Regions from separate parts of the Homo sapiens genome. Here region 1 is linked to region 2. The links are chromatin loops, found by intact Hi-C in ENCODE. Cell type or tissue: Caco-2. All regions are shown on one strand. Each heading gives the region's core, and the rest is flanking DNA. Links, peaks and the distances in the headings are about the cores only.

Region 1 (8,350 bases), core at 62-8,061, 130 kb before region 2:
GAAGAACATAGTCTCCCCACAAGGGGAATAAAAGCCAAACTTTTAAAATGGAATCAATAGATTACTTCATTAGAAGAGTATTAGAGTCCCATTGGAGAATTTGGGAGAATATGAGATACATTCACAGAAAATTTAGCACATATTTAGCATATAATTAGAAGTGTAGAAGAACACAGATATAAAACTAAGAAAATATGAGTAGAAGAATATGGATATAAAACCCATAAAATATTAATTTAAATATTAACCTTTAAAAATATAAAACTAATCAAGTAAAATATTAAATCAATTAAAAAACAAACCAACAATCCAATGAAACCCAGTAGGTAAATGATATGAAGAGATGATCTATAGAAATATAAACCCAAGGGGCTAATGTGCATGAGAAAAACCTCACTGGAAACTAGAGAAATTATAATTCGAGAAATCGAAAGTAAAGTAAAAGTCAGCCGTCATTTCAGCACCATAGGAAATGGGTAAAGATATAAAAGTCTTGCAATACCAAGTATTGTAAATGATGTAGGCCAAGGGGATAGTTTTATGTTGGGTCCAAGAGTATAAATTTGTCCAGCTGCTTTGGAGAACAATTAGGCATATGTAGTAAGGCTGAAACTTCTTTAATCCAGGATTGAAGTACTGAAGAAACTGTTGGGAGTTTGTCTTGCAGACATCCGTTGACATTTACTAGTCATAGCAATATGAGGCATTGTTTCTAGATACGTGTGAATTTGTTGAAAGTATAGAAACAGGCTTGGCATGATAAACATCAAATTCAGAATTAAAGTTAATTGAGAAGCGAAAGAAGGAAATGGAATTTTGCTGAGGATAGGGTACATTAACTGAATCTATGAGTGCTCTGAAGCTAAAGTAGCAATCTAAGTAAGTTTTTTGTTTTTTTTTTAAATGGGTCGCTATATGATTGTGTATGATATTAGGTTAGTGCAAAAGTAATTGTGGTTTTTGTCATTACTTTTCTGCATGCTAGAAGTATTTCTAAATTAAGAAAAAAATGGGTAGGTAGGTCATGAAAAAATTGATATTTGTATCAAACCAGTATGAAGTGTGCAGAGACAGAAAGAATGTGATGAGCCAGTAGACTGAAGAGGGCAAACAAACCCATGAGATACTCTGTAGATGGATGACAATGCAGATGACATTTCAGACCAACAGGAAGAACACAGTGTAGGAAACAACAGGAAATGGCTCCCAGGTCACAAGTGTTGGAGTGAACCTTAGGAGGATGCTAACTAGTTTTCTCCCAGCGACGCCTGTAATGAATATCAGTGAATCAGAGACCAGAGCTCATCCTCTGGCTCTGCCATTCACTGGGGAGTTTAGTAAGAAAATCAGTGTATCACCCCACCATAGTTTTCTTCTCTGTAAAAGACAGGTCAGCGCTAAGAAACTTCAATGCTATTACATTTGCATGAGGAGATTTGTGGCTTCCACCTTTAGAATGCACAAGATGACTCTTGGTTTCTAATTGCATTCTTTTATTCCTAAAATTATAATGGCAAATTATCTGACCCCTCACAAGCTATTACACTGTTTTTCCTTTCCCGTATCTCCCCATCAGCACTTTCTAGCCTTGTTCTCTTGAAATGTTATGGTCTCTATTGGTTTTCAACACTTCCTTTAATTCTTAGTTTTCTCAGGCTAAACCAAATTCAGTTTTTTCTACCCTTTTCTTAAATGTTTGTTCCAGGGCATTTCATTCATTAACAGGAGAACAATTTCCAGAAATGTTTTGGAAACAAGTGTATGAAATATGATCAAAGTGCAATGCTATTAATAATCACACCTGAGCTTGACATGTTCTCCCATTCATATTAAAAAGAGAATCTATATGTATTTATGCTGTATTTGTATAAGGTAATTCCCATTTCAAAGGCAAAATAAAAACTAGGAAAGTAAATATCTTGATAACTTATTTGATTTAAAAAAAGAAACTTATTAAATCACTACATAACTTCAACAACAGCAGAAGAAATATCTTTTACAACTAAAGCCTAGATCACACTCAGACCATTTGAACTGGGAAAGCTGACTTAGGTAATGTGACCTAGAATCTTGACAAACAGATATTTGTCCTAAACAAAGATTTATTTTAATAATTGCTTCACATTTAATATTTGCTAAGTTAACTGTAGTATTCCAGTACTGCTCCTGTATATGAGTATTTATATATGAAATTAATATGAAATTTATGATATATATTAATTAAAATATTAATTATATATGAAATTAATATGAAATTTGATATATGTTAATTTCATATATAAATACTCATATATAGGAGCAGTACTGGAGTAGTATATATATGAAATCTATATACTATATATAAGTATATAGTATATAGACTATATACTACATACATAGTATATATATGAAATCTATATATTATTCATACCTATTCATATATTTCATATAATAATATATATAGAATATTAATTTAATTGTGTTGAATCTGGATATGCATATACGTCAAATTTTCTTAGAGTTTAATGTGGTATTGTCACATCTTCAGAGTGTTGTATACCTTGGAATTCAAGAGTAAAGAAGCAATGAGGAAAGGTAAACTAATAGGCACCTTCTTTGAAAGGATGAATGATGCCTTTGAATAGAGGCAAAACTCCAATGAAATAAAAATAAGCAAAAGTATAAAATGCCATATAAATACGTAAAAGGAAAATAAATCTGGGACCCCAAAATCAGTAAACCAAGAGGAAAGTCAAGCAGGGAGCTATGTCAGGTAAACCTGCCTCCCATTTTATCCCTAAATAAGATAGCTACAAAGATAAAAAAAAGCTACAGACCTCCTTCACAATTTGCCCTCAAGGAAATTCCTTGAGGGCCTGAAGATCTTTACCCTAAGCCAGTTCTGTTGAATTTCGCCCGCAATGTAAACTGATAGCTTATCTTTACAGGTGCAGGACAGAAAGTTATTTCTCTGCTCACCTGAGACAAATGCATATCTAATTGCTTCCTCTACCCTATTGTTTATGTAGAAATGCAGATTCACTGAGCTAGACTAAATTGAGTATTCAGTGAAAGGCTGATCAGGACTCAAAAGAATCCAACCTTTTGTCCCTCCTTTCTGGACCTAACCAATGTACACATTACATATATTCCTTTATGTCTCATGTTTCCCTAAAATGTGTAAAAGCAAGCTGTACCCCGATCACATTGGAGACATGTCATCAGAACCTCCTGAGGCTGTGTCATTGGGAAGATAAACTTTCTAAATTGATTGAGACTGATCTTAGATATTTGGGGTTCACAATTATAAGAATTTGTTTTTATGCTGCTTTGGTGATGGGGGTAAAATTAATGAGTTTAATATAAAATTATAATCCTTCAGATTGTATAATTCCTCTGTGATCAATTTCATCTTCCTTCCAAACAAAGCACCTTGATGTAAAAACTGTGAATTGTTAGGTAAAGGAAGACAGAAGCACAAGTGTAATTTGGATGTAAAATAAACAAAGCAGTGAATTTGCCAAGCAAAGAAACGCAGAAATGCCCTACAGTAGAATTTCAGACTAACCCAGCTTCAAGGGATAATGACCCTTGAGCAACCCTTAACAGGAAGTCACAAAGTCAGATTGTGAAATCCAGAGAGCTCAGAGGAATTCTAGAATTGGCAGCCAATTGGATGGCCTCGTACCTGCCCTGGTTATATTCTAAGAGCTCTGATTCTTTAGATGAAAGAAAGAACCAGAAATCTCTGGACTGTGACAATCCTTCAAGTAAAGTGAGTAACAATGGGGGTTTGTTTCAGAACAGAGCCCACCCTGAGCCGAGGGCTACAAAGGGAAAGTTGGAAAAGAATATACAGAATATCAGAGTGTCAGCCATGTTATTCACAGGGATACTATTTAAGACAGTAGCCATTAGCTATAGGTGGCTATTTAAATTTAAATGCCTTAAAAATAAATAAAATTAAAGATGCAGTCCCTTGGTTGCACTTACCACATTTAAGTGCCCTGTGGCTGACACAGTAGACAGTACAGACACGGGGTATTTCAATTGTCTGGGCAGTCTTGCCACTCAAAGTGTGGCCTACGAATCAGCAGCATTGGCTTCACATAGACATTTTAAGAAATGCAGAAACTTAGGCCCCATTGCATCTTAATGTAAACTGTGTGCACCTTAAAGTGTAAGGAGTACTGGCCTAAGGCTCATTCCAGAACTCCAGTCATTGAAAGATAAACCAAATGCAAATCAGAAAGCTGAGACAAAAAGCTGACTCAATAGATTGTACAAGAACTGTCTATGAGCCCACTCCCCTGGGTTCATCCAAATGACTTTAGATTCCTGGCTTATGGTTGTATAACTATTTTCAAACACTTTTTGTAGAGCTAAGATAATGACTATTCTGCTTTGCTCCAGGTTGTCTAGGTAACATTTATGTGTAGCATATATACAAACAAACAAATAACATTTATCAAGCACTTACTATTTGTCTGACACTAAATTGTGCAGTTAATAGGCATTTTTAAAATGATTTCACGTAAGTGATTTTCAAACAAGTTCCTTTAGAATCAGTTTTTACTGATGATATAATTGATCCTCAACAAGGACAAAAATCATGCCCAAGAACACATGGTTAATAAATGGTAGAACTACTTTTGTACAAAAGTAGCTCTATGTTTTTATTTTATTTTTTCAATCCACAGAGTTAGAAGATGTGTTATTATTTTTGTTCAGGGCCTAGACTTCCTAGCCATAATTATTACTGTAGTAGAAATTAAACAAAAGATTTAAGATTCATTACTAAGAGAATCTGAATGAGAAAGATTTTGTGCCTGGACTCAGCACTGGTGAAAAACTTCCTCAAAATTTTAGTCTTCCAAAGAGGCTCTAATTGGCGTTAGCAGAGATTCTGCCCTTGAAGTGACTCTCAGTTTTCATCTCTGTGAATTTAGAAATCTGAATTTCGATTACTTTCTTACTTAACGAAGGTTTACCTGTCTTCCTTGCTGCAAAAGCAGCAAATAAAGCTGGTGTTTTGTAGGTGATTTTTTTCATTTTTAAGCAAACAATAAAAGCAACTGTTCTCTTGGTGGAAATTTTTTTTTAAAAAAAATACAAGCTATAGAGAAAAAAGGAAATGTAATGAAGATTAGCCATGAAATTCTCATTAAGCATAGAATAATTCCATTTATATTTCTGTTACAGGAAAGGGGTCCTGATCCAGACCCCAAGAGAAGGTTCTTGGATCTTGCTCAAGAAAGAATTCAGGACAAGTCAGCAGTGCAAAGTGAAAGCAAGTTTATTAAGAAAGTAAAGGAGTAAGAGAATGGCCACTCCATAGAGAGAGCAGCCCTGAGGGCTGCTGGTTGCCCATTTTTTTTGGTTATTTTTGATGATATGCTAAAATAAGGGGTGGATTATTCATGCCTCTGCCTCCCTGTTTTAGACCATATAGGGTAACTTCCCAACATTGCCATGGCATTTGTGCTCTGTGATGGTGCTGGTGGGAGTATAGTAGTGAGGACAATCAAAGGTCACTCTTGTCGCCATTTTGGTTTTGGTGGGTTTTGGCAGGCTCCTTACTGAAACCTGTTTTATCAGCAAAGTCTTTATGATCTGTATTTTGTGCTGACCTCCTATCTCATCCTGTGACTTAGAATGCCTTAACCATCTAGGAATGCAGCCCGGTAGGTCTCAGCCTCATTTTACCCAGATCCTATTTAAGATGGAGTTGCTCTGATTCGCACACCTCTGACAGCTCTTCGCCCTCAACTATTTATATATTTTTTCAGTTTAATCTATCTTAAACTTTTGAATGTTTATTTCATACATTCTAAGTTGGTTTATATTTTATAATGTATTCTAAATATCTACTTAATACTTTAAATGTAAATGCATGATTTTTAACAAAATATTTTAATAGATGTTAGTGCACAATATTTTTATATTTTATGATATAAACAACTTCAGAAATTATCATCTGTCCATTTGTTCATGGATTTGAACAAGTGACTCAGATAATTAAGTATTTTTAGCCTAAGGAGCAGAAGTTTTAATGACTTTCATGTGGATAAATTTTTTGCAGCAGCAGGATGTAGATCTAGGGTGAGTGAATGATTAAACAACACTGGTGACAAATTCTAAAGCAATAATTTCTATTTATTTATTTTCTTTTTTTTGAGACAGAGTATTGCTCTGTTGCCCAGGCTGGAATGCAGTTGTGCGATCTCAGTTCACTGCAACCTCTGCCTCCTGGGTTCAAGCGATTCTCCTGCCTCAGCCTCCTGAGTAGCTGGGACTACAGGCGAATGCCACCACACCCAGCTAATTTTTTTGTATTTTTAGTAGAGATGGGGTTTCACCATGTTAACCAGGGTGATCTTGATCTCCTGACTTTGTGATCTGCCCGCCTGGGCCTCCCATAGTGCTGGGATTACAGGGCTGAGCCACCGCGCCCAGCCTAAAGCAATAATTTCTAATAATATACTCTTTAAAAAAGTTAATCTCAAAACAATAAGTTAAAAACAAATGAGAAATTCAGATGCTGGATTGTAGGTGAGCTGGTCACCTCCTGGGAGAACTCATTCATTCCTTATTCAGAGCAAAATGTTCTAGGTTGATCAAGGGAGAACTGACATTCTGAAAGCTATGCCAAGGGCAGGGGTTTTAGGGGTGAAGATCAAAGCAGCGCTGAGTGTTCTTCCTTTTAGCAGTTTGTGTTTCTTTCCTCTCCAGCTGCAGCTATGATAAGGTAGACTAAAGATTACTTCTCCTTGTGGGTGCTCTTAAACTTAGAAGGTAAACCAATAGGCACAGTTTAGCCTGTTGTAAGGTACAAGTTCAAAATACCAAAACCTATTTTCTTTCTAGGCGATAACAATAAAAAAACAAAAGTGGAAATTTTGAAAAGTAATATTGAAAGAACTCAGGGTTAAATCTGCCAAAAGGGATGCAATGCCTATATAGTGGAAACCACATGACATTGCTAAGATGAATTAAAGACCTACATAAAGGACAGGTGTATTCATGGCCAAAGGATTTAATAATTTTAACATGACGAATGTTCCATAGATTCTACATAACTCAATCAAAATCTTAGTAGGCATTTTTTGGAAAATTTAAGAAGCTCATTCTAAAATTCATGTGGACTTACAATAATCCTATATTACCAAGACAATGTGGCATTTGTATTGAAAGAGATTAATAAAGTAAGTCCAGAAATGAACCCCACATATATATCAATAATTTTTTGGACAAGGGTCAAAGGCAACTCAGTGGAGGAAAAACAATGTTTTCAGGTAATGTTGCTGGAAATCTTGGATCCATACATACACACACACACACAATTTAATAACTTCAATTTATACCGAGCAACATACACAAAAAAAACTCAAAATAGATCACAAAGCTAAGTATAAAACCTAAAATTACAAAACTTCTAAAAGAAAACAAGTAAAAATCTACATAATCTTGGGTTATGCAAAGAATTCTTAGATATAACACCAAAACTACAAACTATAAAAGTACAAATTGATAAACTGGATGAAATCAAAATTAAACAAATTTGCTCTTTGAATGATACTGCTAAGGAAATAAAAAGCAAAGTCACAGATAGTGAGAACATTTCTGTAATTCATATATCTGATAAGGAACTTTTGTATCCAGAACATATAAAGAAGTCCTAAAATTCAGAAGGAAGAAAACAACTCAAATTTTTAAATGGTCAAAATATTTGAACAGATACATTATCCAAGAAGTATAATCATGGCAACTAAGCACATGAAAAGATGCTTATCATTATTTGTCAGTAGAAAAATACAAATAAAAATCACAGTGAGATAATACCGAGACAGCCAAGTAAAAATAGGTCCCTGGAGAACCTCTGACCGGCCTGGGCACTGGGAGGAATGGGCACTAGGTGGAGCCTCGGGAAGTTCGCGCAGATTGCACAGGGGCGGAACCTGGCCTGTCTTCTTCCGGGATGGAACGAGGAATTCAATCTACAAGGCCGGAAGCATATATACTAGCAGAACTTTTGCTCTTCTGAGAGTCCCTCTTTTCCTTCTTTTTTCCTTTTTACCCAATAAATTCCATTTTTCTCACCCTTCAAATGGTCTGCGAGCCTGATTTTTCGTGGTTGTGTGACAAGGACGCCTTCTTTAGCTGAATGAAGGAAAAGTCCTACAACACTATGTCACATCTATTTGAATAGCTAAAATTAAAAGGACTGGTCCTATCAGTATTCATTAGGATGTAGAGAAGCTAGAAATCTCATACAGTGCTCATGGGAATATGAAAAGGTGCAACCAATTTGGAAAATAGTTTGAAAGTTTCTTAAAAAGTTATATATGTAGCTATCATAAAACACAATCAT
Region 2 (8,350 bases), core at 47-8,046:
GAGTATTTCTTTCTACATATTGTACTTTCATTTTTTAAAACAAGAAGCAGGGGTCAGGTACAGTGGCTCATGCCTGTAATCCTAATACTTTAGGAGGCTGAGGCAATATGATAGCTTGAAGCTGGAAGTTTGAGACCAGCCTGGGCAACATAGCGATATCCCATCTCTACAAAAACTAAAAATAATTTAGCAAGATGTGGTGATGTATGTCCATAGCCCTAGCTAATCAGCAGGCTGAGGCAAGAGGATCACTTGAGCCCAGGAATTCAAGACTGCAGTGAGCTATGATCATGCCACTGCACTCCGGCTTGGGTGATAGAGTGAGATCTCCTCTCAAAAAAAAAAGAGAAACAGGTACTATTTCTAAAGTTTAGTTAAGAAAAATTTATCCTGATTAACTAGACAATAAACCATATAATAACTCTAAGTTTATTGAAAAGTATTATATATGCATGAGAATAAAATGATTAATAAATGTGAATAGCAAGTCCAGAGAAGATTTAAATAGAATTCAGAGTTAAATGAGTTTATTTGGTCGGTGCAAAATCAATTGTGGTTTTTGCCATTGCTTTTAATTGCTTTTAAAAGTAATGCTTTTACACCAATCTAATATTTCAATTCTGTGCAGCAAGAAATGTTTATTCAATGAATCAAGTTGATACATTGGTTAAACGTGAAAAAGATTACGTGAAATCCACACCTTCTCTTTTTAGCAAAATAAATTTTAAATTGAGACAGTTATAAATTTAATAAAATAAATCACATAGGCAAATGATGAATGTTTAATGAATTGGGAGGGCTTTCTAACTGTGATGCCAAGGCCAGAAAGAATTATGAACAAATTGATAGATTTGATTACATAATACATACACACATATATAAATCACAAAATAAAAGAAATTTTGCAACATATCAAGCTGTGCCCAATCAAAAATGTGTAAGTCTACCCAATAGCACAGCAATTACATTCATTCCTGGGTTTAATTTACCAAAGATTACTATATTTTTTGCACAAATGGACTGTTAGGGTGAATCTGGGTGCTCATCCCCGGGATATTAGAAATGGAAATTATGATGAGTAAATAGCATGTAATATTTTGCAAACGTTAGAAGAAACAATTACTAGATATACACCAAGCAATATGGATTAATATTTTACAAAGCATTGTGATAAATGAGAAAATTATAAAATAGAATAAGTTCTAAACATAGCCATTTAAGTGAGCTAAGTACGTGTGTGTGCAAAAGAACAACATATGTACAAGAACACATGCGAACAAAAACTGTACAGTAAGTAGTTTAAAATGTACAGGGAATTGTGTAGGGGGAGATGAGAGATGGAAGGGGGGACATGGATGTATCAACAAATATAAACAAGAAACAAAGAACAAAACAGGATTGGACTTTTCAGAGATCACTGATAATTACGTTCTTTCGTGATGATGAGTATAATTAGCTCAACTCAATGCACTTGAAGTTCAAAAAATATATTTGTATTTTTTTTAAAATAGGCTAAAGAATGAGCTAATAAATTAATAGCTAATAAATATGAATAATAAATACATGAAAACATTCACTTTGACTAGCAATTAAATAATAATAATAATACAGAAGTTTATATGTGTTTATTTATTGACCTGTTTATTGAGAAGTGGGAGAAAAGATGGTATTTAGAAATATTATTCTTAATGGCACTAGAAAGTAGTAGAAACTTTTTGGACTACTCAGATAAGTGTCAACAATACCTGAACAAAAGTTTTGATTATAACATTGATTGTAAAGGCTAATAGTTGGGTGAGAACTAGTTAACACTTTGGGGTTTGTTCAAACAAATTCTTCATCAAACAAATGAGTATTATGTAGCCTTTGAGGGTTGATGAGATAGAGGATTTTTTCTCTTTGTCCCTATATATTATTAAATCATGTCACATTGAAATGCACTATTTTCTGCAAAACATGTAATAAGTAAATTTTTAAAATTCAACTAAAATAAATTTGAGGGTACACTAAAAATTCAGCAATTCTGGGAGAAAAGTTCTGCAGTTTACATTCTGTTCTATGACCAGTAAAGTATTAGAATTTTAATATATTTTATGTTGCTTCTTTCACATAAATATCTTAAAATTGGCTTTATTGGCTTATAACTTCATACGTTTCCTTCCCATAATTAAGAAATGTTTGTGATTGCTGTTAAAACTCTAGATTTTAGACTATAGTTAAGTGGGAAAAAATACACTTATTTTTGCATTAAAAAGGCTTTTAAAAAACATGCACTAAGCCAGGTTAAAATGTTTCCTGCCTAGGAAATAGCATAAAAAGCATTTTTTCCCCCATTAAGTTAATGCAGTAGTACATTTTGATAAATGTAAATTGAAATAATTGCAAATCTGATATATGTAATGTGAATTCTTGATTTGGAAAGTAATTTATGACCAGCAGTTATTTTTTAAACACAAATATTACTTTTTTTAAAGCTAATCAGAACTTTCAGATATGTCATACTGAAAAGCCTGTACTCTGATAACATTTATTCCCTATGATATGGAAAAAGAGAATCGTTTCTATTCTGGAACAAATGCTGAAGACACTGCACGCCTTTGCTTGGCTCTCTTGGTTAATGAATGTGTTACTTAAAATAATAATTTGCTCTTCAAATCATCTGGCCACACAGACCCATATTTCCCCCCATACAATGCTGTTTTGCTGATATTAGATTTACTTACCTTTTAACGGGATATTTATGCTATTTCCATGAACACACTCATCTACAAAGATACAAATTATCCAAGTAACAATACATAAGAGACCCGCATGGAGGTCTGGGTTAGCTGTGTACAGAGAAAGATGCAGGGCTGGAGCAGAGCTGCATCCTGATATGAGAGTCTATCACTTTTTTCCCCCTCTGAAGCTATGGGGAATGAAGAATTCACTCTTTTATTCGTGGCGTGATGGCAGTTCAAGGTTTTATTGAGGATGTGGTCTGGCAATGGTATTCTGCAACCCACGCACAAAACATAGCACTAAAATCTTTATAATTAACTGCATATGATTTAGCAGGGTCATTTAGAAGGATGATTCATCTGCAGTAGGTGTAAACTGGCTCACTAAATCTAAAGCTTAGAGGGAAAGACAAGACAGAATAGTTTCTTGATTCCACTTTAGGCTAATAGCCAGGTGACTCAGAGTCCTTACGAGCCCTGATTCAAGCTTCATTTCTCAGCACTGTTAGCTGCTGGAGTTACATGCCCAACAATTCATCTTTTTGCATCTCAGCTATGTAAGTCTCTAAAACCAGTTTTTATCAGGGGTCTAGGGATTGTGCTACCTGTAAGTCTATGCTCCAAACTACTAATATTTTTCTTCATTCTTCTTTGAATTTGAATGTGTGTTTATGTCTAAGGTTTTTTTTTTTTCTCCCAGTTTAATTACACGTTTTGGTAAAATTGTGCAGTGGGCACTGCTTCTCTTCAGTGTCTTTCCATCTTCGTGCAGGCTGGTCATGTCCTGTCTTCTAATGCTACCTGAGCCCTAGCACTCCAGGAATTCCATTATAACAGACTCTTTCTCCAGGCATCTCTTGAATTCTACAAAAATCTTTAACGTTTTCTCTTTACACTCTGCTTTCAGCAAGCTGCCAATTAGAAAAGATCTGAAAATATCATCCTCTAAGTGGTTAGTAGCTCACAGTAGTTCACTGTATTCTCCTCAGGAGAACTTGCACTGCAAAAGGGAATGGATCATTGACTTTAGGCAATGTTCCACAACTAAGGACAGCAGAGTCTCCTGGAATGAACTTTTAGAAATGCAGATTCCTGGGCTGCCAGAATAAGAATACATGCTTTCAAGAATCTTCCAATCTTCCCAGATTGGGAAATGACAACTATTAGCCTGGAACAATCAAACATTTGGATATCACCATATTCAGGTACAAAGTTAGGGTTAAAGCAAAGGCTATTTGTAACCTCAAGTACTTTCTACCATACCTCCTAAAGAAATTGTGTATGCAACCCACACACACACACACACACACACACACACACGTGAGTGCTATAATTTGGTCCCATGCCAAATGTCAAGAAGAATAGAGTCAAGTAATAAGCAATATCCATCCACTGCAACCTTTGGGATAAACTATACTCTTGGTTAGCTCAGGATCAAGCGTAAAAACATTCCATTGAATGTATATTACAAATTAGTTACATCTCTTGTTTGGAGGGAACTGCATTCACTTCACCAGCAAGGGTATCTTTTTGATACTGTTGACTGTTCACATAACCCAACAACAGTCTTTTCACAGTATTTTTGTTAGTTTATTACAAAACCTTTTATTGTTATTGTGTTTTATAAATTCCAATGCAATGAAATACATTCTACTCTTTGTATTACTACTGTTAACATTTTAATGACTATCTCTGCATTCTTTCATTTATTATTTCATTCATTCATTCAGCAAATATTCCAGGAACTATTCTAAGCTCTGCAAACAAGCTACATAAAGCCCACATACTCAAGATAGCATTATAATGGTGCAGGTAAAAATGAAACACATAAGTTCCATGAAAATGTCAAACATGATTAATGGGACTCAGATGTCCTAGGGGAAGGAATGCTACTTTACATTGAAGAGTAAGGTGAGGCCTTTGCAAACATGTTGCATTTGAGCTGATACCTGAATGATAAGAAGGAGCCACTCGTGAGATGCTCTGGGGAATTGAAATCTATACAGAGGCAATGATTGTGCAAAGACCTAGGGTGGGAATAAGCTTGGCATACTTGAGGATTAGAAGGAAAGTCAGTTTGATTAGAGTATGATAAAAAATATGGAGACCGATAGCTGAGGTGGGAGAAGTATTAAGGCCTAAGCCACATATAGCTGTACTGTCCAATACAGGATCCACTGGGCACATGTAGCTACTGAGCACCTGAAGTCAAGCTACTCTGAATTGAGGTGCACTCCGGGTGTCAAACACAAATGTAGACTGGATTCTGAAGATCTAGTATAAAGAAAGTATACAGTATATCTCATTAATAATTTTATATGGATTATGTATTGTAATGATAATTTAGAGATACATTGGATTAAATTAAAATATTATTACTATTAATTCACTTGTTTTACTTTTTCTAAAGTGCTTATTAGAAAATGTTACATTATGTATGTGGCTTAACTTAAAGCCTTGTATGTCATAGTCAGAAGTCTCGGTTTAAGCAGAATGAGAAATATTTAAAAGATTCTAAAGAGGCGTTACAATATGAATTACCGTTTTTTGGTTGTTTTGTTGTTGTTGCTGTTTTAAGACAGGGCCTCACTCCCGTCACCCAGGCTGGAGTGCAGTGGTGTAATCACGACTCACTGCAACCTGAGATATAGAAAACAGGGATGATTTTAGTTGTCATTATGAGTAAATGGATGGTTGGGGGCCATTCTATGGGATGGAGAAGACTGGGATGGGAGTGTACTTGAGAGCAGGAGAAACAAGGGTACTATTTTGGAAATATGTTGAGATGTCTGTTGAACATCTGAGTAAGCTCTTCAATAGGGAAGTCATGCAGAGGAGGAGAAATAGACCAAGAAAGAGGAACCTAGTAATTGCGAGAAAGTAAGTGCTTGGTGGTATCGCAGAAGTCAACCAAATAACTTGTTTCAAAGACCAGAGAGCGGTTTACGATGTCAAGTACTGTTCAGCAGGCAAGGAAGATGTGAACAGAGACCTGGTCATCGCATCTGGCAATATGGAGATAGTTGATAATCTTGATAAGAGCAATTTGTGATGGTGGTAGCAATGCCAGTCCAACTAAAGTATATTGAAGAGTAAATGGGAGCTAATAAAATTGGAAATAAAAAAATAGAACTTAGCAGATCTTTGAAGATTTGCTGTGGGCAGATAAAGGGAATAAGAGCTGGAGACACACTGTAAGTTTTTTGAATTTAAGACTGATTAGAGCTTATCTGTGTGCTAAGGGGGATTATTCAGTAAAGCGGAAGAAAAATGATGCAGTAGAGAAACAGAATCATTGTAGACAAAGGGTTCTAGAGTAAACTAATTGGAATGGGATTCAGACCTCAAATGCAGGATTGGCCTTTGATAAGGTTCTGATGCTTCTCCTACTACATCTGAAGATAAGACTGAGTAGATGAGTACAGATATAGGAGGGTATTTTTCTCCCCACCTTCCCCTGTGTGTGTGTGTGTGTGTGTGTGTGTGTGTGTGTGTGTGTGTGTGTGTTTGCAAACCCCCTCTCATACCAACTTTTCACATTTGTGCAGTCAAACGCTCTGCCACTGAGCTACACCCCCAAATTTGTAACACTTGGACACACAATTTTAAATTCATTAATCTGGTGTGTTCTAGTTTCAAATGCTGTTACAGAAAAGTTTGGTGCCCATTTTAGCTGTGATCCTTTGCATAAGACCTGTCCTTTAACTCTTGGAACTTTCATGATCTAATATTTTGAATCCTCCCAAAATGTGACTTGGTTAAGTCTTTTGTTTAATTCATTATTCTGAACACCCACAGATTCCCTTCAATCTGCAGACTCATGTCCCTATTTTGGTGAATTTTCATTTGTACTGTATTAGTCCATTCCCACACTGCTAATAAAGACATATCCAAGACTCGTTATTTATAAAGGAAAAAATTAATTGATTCACAGTTCAGCATGGCTGGGGAGGCCTCAGGAAACTTACAATCATGGCAGAAGGGGAAGCAAACACGTCCTTCTTCACATGGTGGCAGCAAGGAGAACTGCAGCGTGAAGGTGGGGAAAAGCCCCTTATAAAACCAACAGATCTCATGAAAACTCATTCACTAACACAAGAACAGAATGGAGGTAACTTCTCCCATGATTCAATTACCTCCCACCAAATCCCTGGTGGGAGGTAATTATGGGAACTACAGTTCGAGATGAGAATTGGGTGGGGATACAGCCAAACCATATAGGTATTATTGCTTTGATGATTTCCTCCTCTCTAGTGTCTATTTTCTCTCATTCTGGAATCTCTATTATTTGGACATTGCCTTAATTGTTCCTAAAATGGCCATACCTTTATTTCTTACAATCCATGTGTTTGCCTATATCTTCTACCTTCTAGGAGTTTTCCTTGACTGTGGAAAGGAAAACTCTTGCTTTTGTTTAAAATTGTTTTGCTACAGTATTTTTCATGTCCTATAGCTCTTACTTTAATATCCATTCCTTCTTCATAGCATTCTGCTCTTCTTTAATGGGTCCACTATCTTCTTATGTCTCTGAGTATATTAAGTGCAGTTTCTTCGAAGCTGTTTTTGCCTTCAACATTGCCTCTGCTCCTTCTCAGCTCCCTGTTTATCATTGGTTGCTTTTTCTCTTTTCATGTTAGAGGCTTTTCTCAAAAGTTTTAAGATGCTAAGCTATCTGTTCATATTTAAAGCTTGCTTTTAAGCTCTGTGTGAATGGCAGATTGTTCTGACTGGTAGACTTCACTCTTTTAAGCATGATCCAAGCTTACTCTCTGGGATGGTTCAGTTTCTCTATCTAAGGATTCCTCAAATTCTTGATCCAGTTTACATGCCTGACTTCTGGGGAGGGGGAGGTGGTCCTGAACATCTAGTTGCTCTTAATGTAAACTTCCCAATTACCCCAAGCTTACGTCCCATCTCCAAACACACTTCTTCCTATAGTCCTGGTTCCTCACCTTCACAAGTCAAAAGAATTTCTATAAGAGAACAGATTAAAGTGTCCTTACATGAATTCTAAAGAACAGCTTTCTTCTCACTGATAACTCCCTTTATAGGTACATATGTGTGTATGTGTGTGTGTGTGCATGTGTGTGTGTATTTGAAGTTTCTCTAACTTATTAAGTAATTTATCATTCATACATCTTTGCACCTTTGTATATTTAGATTCAGAATTATAGATAACTCCTAATTTAATAACAGATGAAATCAGTGTTTCTGCTTCCTGGTGGGGGCAGAAACTTTGCTAAATTGTCTTCTTATACCAGAAATCCATTAAATTCAATTTTAACAATGACATTCTTTTTAACAAGCAAGATTATAGAAAATATTGCCCTTCAGATATTCCAAATTAATAACAATACTGTATTCAACATGTTTTATATTGCCATATCCATGCTGGGTATTAAATTTTATTCTGAATATTAATCAAAGTAGTAGAGAATGAATATCATCTTGTTTGAATTTGCGTATTTAAGATCTAGAAATGGTATTGTCTCCTGGAAAAAAAGGTGCCTAAAAATTTAGAACAGAGCTGAAAACCGCTAATTCTGCTTTCCTAGTGAAACAGGGAAGACTTCATGAAAGACCTGATATTTCACCTATATCTTCAAAGATTTGTCTACTTTAAAAAAAGA

What was found. Hi-C counts contacts between places; a loop is a spot of excess contacts. Peaks named below come from ENCODE experiments on the same cell type or tissue, not always from the same donor. Only the 100,000 strongest peaks of a DNase experiment are listed, where the experiment ranks them.
Region 1: it touches region 2 in a loop (12-fold over the local background); 1 of 110 quality-filtered maps calls a loop at or near these places.

Annotation. Positions count from the first base shown.
Region 1 is chr1:239,230,225-239,238,574 of GRCh38, forward strand. No RefSeq gene overlaps it. Among named protein-coding and RNA genes, the nearest start is that of CHRM3, 150 kb to the right of the region's middle. In Caco-2, for the core only: no CTCF peak of the experiment used is centred there; no DNase peak of the experiment used is centred there.
Region 2 is chr1:239,358,557-239,366,906 of GRCh38, forward strand. No RefSeq gene overlaps it. Among named protein-coding and RNA genes, the nearest start is that of CHRM3, 24 kb to the right of the region's middle. In Caco-2, for the core only: no CTCF peak of the experiment used is centred there; a DNase peak (open chromatin) is centred at 4,675.